Regions from separate parts of the Homo sapiens genome. Here regions 2 and 3 are each linked to region 1. Evidence: chromatin contacts called from ENCODE Hi-C or POLR2A ChIA-PET data. All regions are on one chromosome and are shown on one strand. Each heading gives the region's core, a stretch centred on a gene start or an enhancer-like site at or near the end of the contact. The rest is flanking DNA. Distances are from core to core; before and after follow the strand shown. Region 1 holds the start of ENSA (endosulfine alpha). Region 2 overlaps SEMA6C (semaphorin 6C). Region 3 holds the start of GABPB2 (GA binding protein transcription factor subunit beta 2).

What was found. Hi-C counts contacts between places; a loop is a spot of excess contacts on that map. ChIA-PET counts read pairs that join two places held with the same protein, here RNA polymerase II (POLR2A). Pooled maps may share reads with other maps.
Region 2: a pooled map shows a loop between it and region 1 (7-fold over the local background). The contact joins the enhancer-like site here to the promoter of ENSA in region 1. A Hi-C loop is called at or near these places in 7 of 50 pooled maps.
Region 3: a loop to region 1 is called in a map of naive thymus-derived CD4-positive, alpha-beta T cell, with 14 times the contacts of the local background. The contact joins the promoter of GABPB2 here to the promoter of ENSA in region 1. A Hi-C loop is called at or near these places in 1 of 168 maps with a recorded cell type or tissue (naive thymus-derived CD4-positive, alpha-beta T cell), 1 of 37 single-sample maps with no recorded cell type and 12 of 50 pooled maps. POLR2A ChIA-PET finds 5 or more read pairs at or near these places in 3 of 52 experiments (T-cell, WTC11 and activated T-cell).

What each region holds. Positions count from the first base shown.
Region 1 is chr1:150,628,218-150,630,929 of GRCh38, forward strand. It overlaps ENSA (endosulfine alpha), which reads right to left and starts at 1,395. Exons shown (of 4, transcript NM_004436.4): 1 at 1,197-1,395. The coding sequence starts at 1,253. LOC112268239 (a long non-coding RNA gene) reads left to right here and starts at 1,602. Exons shown (of 2, transcript XR_007066603.1): 1 at 1,602-2,285. RefSeq lists enhancers at 1,110-1,379, 1,122-2,089, 2,090-2,712.
Region 2 is chr1:151,130,643-151,133,354 of GRCh38, forward strand. It overlaps SEMA6C (semaphorin 6C), which reads right to left. Exons shown (of 19, transcript NM_030913.6): 19 at 1,065-2,712. The coding sequence ends at 1,842. Among named protein-coding and RNA genes, the nearest start is that of SEMA6C, 15 kb to the right of the region's middle. RefSeq lists enhancers at 439-538, 1,012-1,796. Within about 2 kb of position 1,374, at least 7 of the 41 ENCODE cell types and tissues checked have a DNase peak (open chromatin) inside an H3K27ac peak, as active enhancers do.
Region 3 is chr1:151,069,431-151,072,142 of GRCh38, forward strand. GABPB2 (GA binding protein transcription factor subunit beta 2) reads left to right here and starts at 1,331. Exons shown (of 9, transcript NM_144618.3): 1 at 1,331-1,504. MLLT11 (MLLT11 transcription factor 7 cofactor) reads left to right here. Exons shown (of 2, transcript NM_006818.4): 2 at 1-114. RefSeq lists enhancers at 846-1,780, 1,204-1,413, 1,781-2,712 and silencers at 1,614-1,693, 1,724-1,883.

The DNA.
Region 1 (2,712 bases), core at 145-2,644:
CTTTATTCAAGGTCTAAGCCACCTGTTAGGTCTCCCTGTGGAGGCGGCTAGCTATGTGGCCTTCTCCAAAGATCTCCACCTGAGTAATGGCACAGCCTTGCTTCAACATTTCCACAAATATTATGGTAGCAAGCTGATAAACAGAGAGGAAAATGATACTGTTTTTAACCTCAGGAAAACAAAGATACAGTAGGCTCACTAGTATTTACCCACCAGTTTTCATCAAAAAAATCAATACCTACCCTGGTGGTGCAGGGACTCTCACTACTGTAGTCAATCTCTTTTTTTTTTTTTTGTGGTCCCTGCTGCCCTTTAGTGACTTTTTGAAAAGATATGAAGTCAACGTATGACTCTTTTTAGTGGAATTATATTCCTTTCTCTTGGAAATTACGCATAGATATAACACCAAGTGTATTTAATGAGTACCTGAACCCAGTACTAAATTTTAAAAGTCAAATACAAACCCCAATAAGGGGTTTATTTGGCGTTAGTGTTTCCATCACGGAATCGCAGGTGCACTAAGTCCCTGCCTTGGAAGTCTAGGGGAAGAGAGAAGTGTCTTTCTCACGACCCTGTCGGCGTCTTTTCCAAGTTTAATTACCATGATTCTGTTTGGAACTCTAGCCCTCTTCAATATTGCTGGGTCCTCACTGAAGGTGAGCAATAGACCATCCTTAGCTACTAAAATAGGTCTCTTGAGAAAGTTGCCGCCTTAAACTAGCCATTATAATAACTACACTTCTCCCCTCCCCCAATACTGGTTTTTTTTTAAACGTCTTTACCTCGACCCCTATCTTTGCGGATTGAGGCTGCGGGCCCCAGCCCGGTTGCTGGGTCACTTACCTCTACAAACCAATAACACACATCACACCCAAGACCACCAGCCATCCCCTTTCCATTCACCGTCTTTCCAACCACCCGCCCCACGTCCATGCTCGGCCAATTATAGCACAGCGTCCAAGGTTTGAGCGGTAGGCCTATTGGCCAATCAGGAAGAGTACAGTACTGAGTGACAAACGACCCAACTAACCAGCGCCAAAGCAGCATGTCGTGTTGAAGCTCACCCAGCGTGACGCAAAAAGTGGCCAACCCCTGCGGAGCCTGAGACCATGGCGACCAATCCGCACTGGTGGGAGACCGTCTCCCGCCCCATCACGGTCTCCCCAGCTCGCCCGCCCGCACCCCTTCCACTTCACCTGCTTCTCCTCGCCGGTCTCCTCCGCAGGGTTCTCTTCTTCTTGTTTCTGGGACATGGCGGGACCGGGACTGTGGAGTGTAAGGGGCCCGGGAAGGCAACCGGAGAAGGGAAGGGGGAGGGGAAACGGGGACAACCTGCGCTGCTGCTTCGGCTCCTGTCACTAGGGTTGCTCAGTCAAAATGGCGGCCCTTGCCCGTGACGTTGCGACCGCCCCTTCCTATGAGAGCCAGTGGGAGTGAGGTAGATAGGGCAATGACGTAACGATCTACCAATAGTCGCCGTCTAAAGGTGGGCTCTATAGAGGCGACCGGCAAGCTGGAACACCAACCTGGAAAGAGAGTGAGCCACAAGGACCAATTGGAAGCCTGTGGGGGATATCGGGGGCGGGGCTGCTGGCTGTGGTACTTTTGCAGCTTTGGTGGGCTCCGGCTTCCTTCACTCCAGCCCACCGCGTCCGAGAGACTTAGCAGGGCGTCAAACTGGAGAGCGGAAGGATGGAACCTTTTATTCTCAGGTGGAGAGGATTAAGCTTTGCGGTGTTAGCAGAAAATGATCGAGCTCCAGAAAATGATTTGGAGGTCAGATTCGATTTTAAAGTAGTACTAACAGGCCGGGCGCGGTGCCTCACGCCTGTAATCCTAGCACTTTGGGAGGCCGAGGTGGGCGGATCACCTGAGGTTAGGAGTTCGAGACCAGCCTGACCAACATGGTGAAACCCCGTCTCTACTAAAAATACAAATATTAGCCGGGCGTGGTGGCGGGCGTTTGTAATCCCAATTACTTGGGAGGCTGAGGCAGGAGAATCGCTTGAACCCTGCAGGCGGAGGTTGCAGTGAGCCGAAATCGCGCCACTGCACTCCAGCCTGGGTGACAGGACGAGACTTTGTCGCGAAAAATAAAATAAAACGGTACCAATGGTATTACGATGTGTCACTTGGCCTGTGGAAGAGAGAGACTGAGTCTCAACCCGAGCTGTCTTGCAAAACACTAATGGCTTACGTTCCGTAGTTTCACTCTTATGTGTAGTTTTTATATTCCATCAGGGTGATCCCTTGGGGACTACGCTCCTTGAAACAAGGAGGACAGTGTAAGTATGTGGTAAACATTTGGTAAATACGGTTAATACTAGTTAACCTATCCAGAATTACAGTTTAACATTTCCTGGGCGTCTGTCTGTATGTGGATGGTACTGTGTTAGTTGGGGGGGGTACGTGTATAGTAAGGCAGTCTCTGCCCTTAGAAAGCTTACAGGCCTGGCTGGGCGCGGTGACTCACGCCTGTAATGCCAGCACTCTGGGAGGCGTAGGCGGGCGAATCACTTGAGGTCAGGAGTTCGAAACCAGCCTGGCCAACATGGTGAAACCCTGTCTCTACTAGAAATACAAAACAAGGCTGGGCACGGTGGCCCACGCATGTAATCCCAGCACCTTGGGAGGCCGATGAGGGTGGATCATGATGTCAGGCGATAGAAACCATCCTGGTCAACATGGAGAAACCCCGTCTCTACTAAAAAT
Region 2 (2,712 bases), core at 124-2,623, 500 kb after region 1:
TAGCACTGGCCCCGAGGCACCTTGGTTTAAGTAAGGCACCCCATACGGGAAAAACTGAGACCTAAAGGACCACTTCAACCTGGTGAAACAAGCGCCAAGCAAAAAGAGGTCAGACTCTGGAGGACAACCAAATTTGGCCAGACAAGCTTAACTGAAATGGAAATAATGTTCAGAGGGCATTAAAAAACCCTGGGGGTAAAATCTATAGGTGAAAATTATAAGGATACAAAGGGAAAGGGATTGCCTAGTGAAAGCAGATCGCAAAGTTAGGAATAGGAATAGCCTATGCGTGAGTTTGAAGGAATTACTATCTCACAAGATACCATGCCTTCGCCTTTAGAAAGCGTTTTCACATTCTGGTACTTGAGCTTCTCAACCCCATTTTTCAGATGAACAAATGGAGGCTCCGGGCGGAGTTCTGACCAGTCATGATCACAAGTAATAAAGCGCGGAACTAGGAACAAGTTCAGGCTTCCCCAAATTGTTCTCAGCAGTTTCCCGCCGAGGACATTTAGGTAGCAAACGGGAAGGGGACTGGTGAGGCTTCCTTAGCAGCAAGAGTTGGCCCGACCCCCAGGCGGAGCCAGCGGGAGAATGTGGGGCTCGAACTGGGCGGACATTGCAGCCACGCGGGGGTGAAAAACCCGATTTGTAAATTCGCACCAGCTGCCTCCTGCGTTAGGCCTTAAAGCGTTGTTAGCGAGGGTGGTGGGCGGTGCAGGTGGTCCTGTTCGTCCCTCTCATTGGTGCCGGGGATAACGGACAGGTATCCGCAGCCAGTCCCAACCGGAGCAAAGGGAGCTTCACGACAGCTACACGCTACCTGGTCCTGAGCGCGCGGAGCTTGAGCGCGGCGGCGGCTTCTTGGGGGGTGGCTAAGCGTGCGTGTGACGCCGCGCACGCTCTCGTCCCCCGTCCCGCTCCTTAAGTAAGAGCCGGGGGCAGACCCTTGCCTCCAACAGGGACGAATACTTTGCTGTTTTTTGTAGCCTACCCCTCATGCAACCCAAAATCTGCCAGACAAATTCTCCTAAGGACAAGATTTTCTGATGTGGAACTTCAAGTAACGTACACTGCAGCTTCATTTTATTTCTCAAAAAATTCCCTCCGCCGCCCCATCCCATAGACTAGGCCTTTAAGAAAGTCCCTCTTACCTCGATCTGGAAACGAGCTCCGAGGGCCTTCCCCAGCCTCAACTAAACTTTACCGGGGTCCCCCTGGCCCTGGCTCACCTCGACACCGTTAATTCGCTCGTCTCCTTTAGGAAACCTTTCCAGACTGCCCCCCGGCGGGACCGCAGCCATCCCATTACCCGGGAGAGCCCAGGGCCCAGATGAAGGCAGAGAGCGAGGGCGCCCAGAGCGAGCCGACCGACTGCCGCCCTCCCCCGCCCGAGTGAAGTCAGGCAGTGGCTGCAGACACGGCTGTATTGGGAAGCGGAGGCTCCTACACAGTAGGAGAGGCACGTCCCAGACCCAGAAGGCCCGAGGACTCTGGACACAGCGCGCGCGGCCCGCCCGGGGCACAGTCTCTGGGGGAGCCCCGAGGGGCGAGTTAAGGCAGCTTGGCTGGAAGGGAGCGGGGAGTGGGAGTCCGCCAGCTCCCCCTGAAATGCTGGCTCACTGAGGAGACGGGCTTCTCACCTCCCACTCTTCTGTCGAGGACAGGGGGAAAGACAGTCAATAAATAAACCCGAGGCGAAAAGGGGCCTCGGGAGACTCTGCGAGTCGGGAAGGCTGGAGGTGCGGGGCGAGGGGGCGGTGAAACGTCCTGAAGAGCGTCCAGCTCGTGGCCGAGAGGACTCGGGCGCTCCCCACGCTGGAGGCCGTGGGCCGCTCCCTTTAAAAGTTGAAACGGCCGCCGTTCGGGACGGCCTGGCGGGAGGAGGGCCCGACGAGGGGAGGCTTCAGGGACAACTGGGGCTTCTCGACGTCCACCCTTTTCAGGGCGCGGCCCCGGTAGCCCTCGGGCCGGCCCAGGTACAGGAGGTGCTTCCCGGGACCCCCGGAGTACCTGGAGGGACCTCCCGAGGGGACTCGAGTGAGCAGGGCAGGGGGGGCCCGGTGGCCGGAGAAAGGCAACCTCCGGCCTCCGCCGACGCCCAGCCGGGGAGCGGGGGCGGAGAGCGCGGGCCGGGCGGGGGCAGAGGCGCACCTGCCCTCGGGGGGCACGTCCAGCCTCAGCGGCGAGGCGCACTCGTGGGGCCTGGGGCTGGGGCCGCCCAAGAGGGCGGGGGCGGGCTCCGGCGGGAGCGCCCGCGAGGTTAAAGGGGCGGGGGGCTCGGCCCCCTTTCTGGGCGGCTGCGGGCCGTGCAGGTAGCGCAGCAGTTCCTCCAGGGTGGTGACTTCCACGGCCTGCCCGGGACAGCCGGGCGGCGGTGGCCTCACCAGCACGCGGGGCGCGGGCCCGCCCGCCGCGTGCCCGCCCCGTGAGCGGCCCGGACCCTCCTTGGCGTTGTTCCTGTTCTGGTTCCACTCCCAGGGGTCCCCGGCGGCGCGGAGGTGCTTGACCGGCAGCTCCGGCGTGGACTCGGGGGTGGGCAGGCAGGCCAGCTCCGGCGGGGGCACGCCCTCCGGAGGCGGCAGGAAGGTGGTGTAGAGCTGCGGCGTCTGCACCGCGTCCCCGTCCTTGGAGGGCGGCGGGGGCTCTGGGCCCCCACCGTGGAGCCGGGCCAAACTGCGGAGGGAGAGAGGGCGCGGGAGCCCCGGAGTC
Region 3 (2,712 bases), core at 81-2,580, 440 kb after region 1:
CGTCCTTTTCTATTTTTACTGAGTTTTGAAGGGCCCCTTCAGAGTCCTTCAGCCATGGCAATTGGTGGGTGGAGACAGGGATCAACTGTTTGGTAAATAAAGTGACTAAATGGATTTGCAAACTCATGCTCCATCCTCTTGCAGGCCTCCAAAAAGAAATGACTCAGGCCGGGCGCGGTGGCTCACGCCTGTAATCCCAGCACTTCGGGAGGCCGAGGCGGGCCAATCACTTGAGGTCAGGAGTTCGAGACCAGCCTGGCCAACATGGTAAAATAAAACCCCATCTCTACTAAAAATACAAAAATTAGCCCAGCGTGGTGGCGGACGCCTGTAATCCCAGCTGCTGGGGAGGCTGAGGCAGGACAATCACTTGAACCCGGGAGGCAGAGGTTGCAGCGAACCGAGGTCACGCCACTGCACTTCAGCCTGGGCGACGGACGAAGCGAGACTCCGTCTCAAAAAAAAAAGGCCGCGCGCGGTGGGTCACGCCTGTAATCCCAGCACTTTGGGAGGCCGAGGCGGGTGGATCACGATGTCAGGAGATCGAGACCATCCTAGCTAACACGGTGAAACCCCGTCTCCACTAAAAATACAAAAAAATCTCCGGGCGTGGTGGCGGGCGCCTGCAGTCCCAGCTACTCCGGAGGCTGAGGCAGGAGAATGGCGTGAGCCCGGGAGACGGAGCATGCAGCGAGCCGAGATCGAGCCACTGCACTCCAGCCTGGGCGACAGAGCGAGACTCCGTCTCAAAAAAAAAAAAGAAAGAAAGAAAAGAAATGACTCAGTTATTTGTTTCACTGTTCTCACTGACAGCTTGGCTCTGGGGTCCTTACATTCGGCCTGTAACTGGAAAAATGTGTCCATCAGGCACCAGAACCCAATGCACAAAGCCAGGAACGTCCCAAACAGCTGCAGCCGAGGTTGGGATAAGGAAACGAGGCTTTCCTGTCAAACTAAACCTGGCCGCCCCGGACCCCGAAGAAGCAGCCAAGAGTTAAGACGCAATCTGCATGACTGACGCACGCTCCGAGTCTCCCTCAGCAGTTCGCCAGGTTCTTGGCGCCAACACCAGACCTAGGATCCGTCCCCTGCTGGAACTATTCAGACGCGCAAGATACGTAACCAGCAGTCCTCCGCCCCGTTAAATAGTCCTGCCTAGCATGCCTCGGTGACGCACTTTTCCACCTCAGAAGTGCCTCAGCAGAAAGGCGATGAACCTCGGGGGTGCATCATCTTTCTGTTAGAATGGGAGCATGAGTTTTCTGATCATTTTCCCTTCACAGATTCCTCCGCCAGAAATCTTACTCGCGGCGCCTTCATTTCCGGGTCCGCCATTTTGTTGCCTCTGTTTCTCCACGAGGGGGGGTTAAAGGCCCCCAAAACATGCACACATGAAAAGGGCAAAAAGTAACCGTCCTTGACAGGGAGTCTTAACTAGAGAAGGAAACGGGACTAAACTGGCGGGCTCCGTGGAAGCGTGGCCGGCAGCGTCCCGGACGAGGAGGTGAGGAGGAAAGAAGAGATGTGTGGACTCCGGGGGGCGTCAGGGCTGGAAAGGAAAGTGCCGTGAGAAGTCACACCGCTTCCCAGCCCAGCCTCGGACTTCTGGGTGCAGACCTCGCGGCTCCCCGTCACTGAAGCGGGGGCAGCGGCGGGAGGGGGACGGGGAGGAAGGGGATGCTGTCGGGAGGAAGGGGAGGGGACTGGAAGGAGGTGAAGAAGGGGGTGGGTGTAAGACCTGGGGCTGGGGAGCTGGACCAAGGGAAGCCCAGGCCGCGGAGGTGACCACTAGGGGGCGGCGCGGAGCCGGGGCCGAGGCCTGTCGCCGAGGCTGAGTTTGGCCCCCTGCCCCAAATTGGTTCCCATCTTTCAGACAGACATTGGTGTGAGGAACTGTAGGGTTTATGATAGAGAGGGAAACGGCGACTCTCATTATCTGACCCAAATAATGACCTGAAAGATTACTAGTGAACTCGGTAATCTGAATGAGAGCAGTACGGGCCCCGCCTCTGCTTTTTTGCTCTTTTTTTTTTTTTTTTCAAAACTGAGTCTTGCTCTGTCACCCAGGCTGGAGTGCAGTGGCGCGATTTCGGCTCACTGCAACCTGCAGCTCACTGCAACCTCCGCTTCCCGGGTTCAAGCGATTCTCCTGCCTCAGCCTCCCGAGTAGCTGGGATTACAGGCGTGCGCCACCATGCATGGCTAATTTTTGTATATTTTTAATAGAGACGGGGTTTCACCATGTTAGCCAGGCTGGTCTCGAACTCCTGACCTTAGGGGATCCCCCCGCCTTGGCCTTCCAAAGTGCTGGGATTGCAGGCGTGAGCCACGGCTCCCGGCCTCGCCTCTGCTTCTTTCACAGTTGTTTGTACAGCTGGCCGCCCAGTGGGGACTTGAGCAATACTAAAAGAACCATAGATTCTTCCATTGCAATTCTTTCCGTTGGCTGTCTCCTGTTTTCACATACTTCCTTGAGCCAGAGGTCATCCCATTCCTCTCCCTTTTCCCAAAAGGGCTTTCTCTCTAGGGGGTCCCCCCCAACCCAACGTCTTTGGAAAAGGACAGTCTATGGCTTACTATCAACGATGTAACAAAATTTTGGCCATCCAAGACCATATTTTCATCTAATCACTTGGTCCACCCAATCCAGTAGAGATGTTCTTAGGCATGTATTTTCACACGTGCTTTGATGACAATAAAGAGAAAACTGCC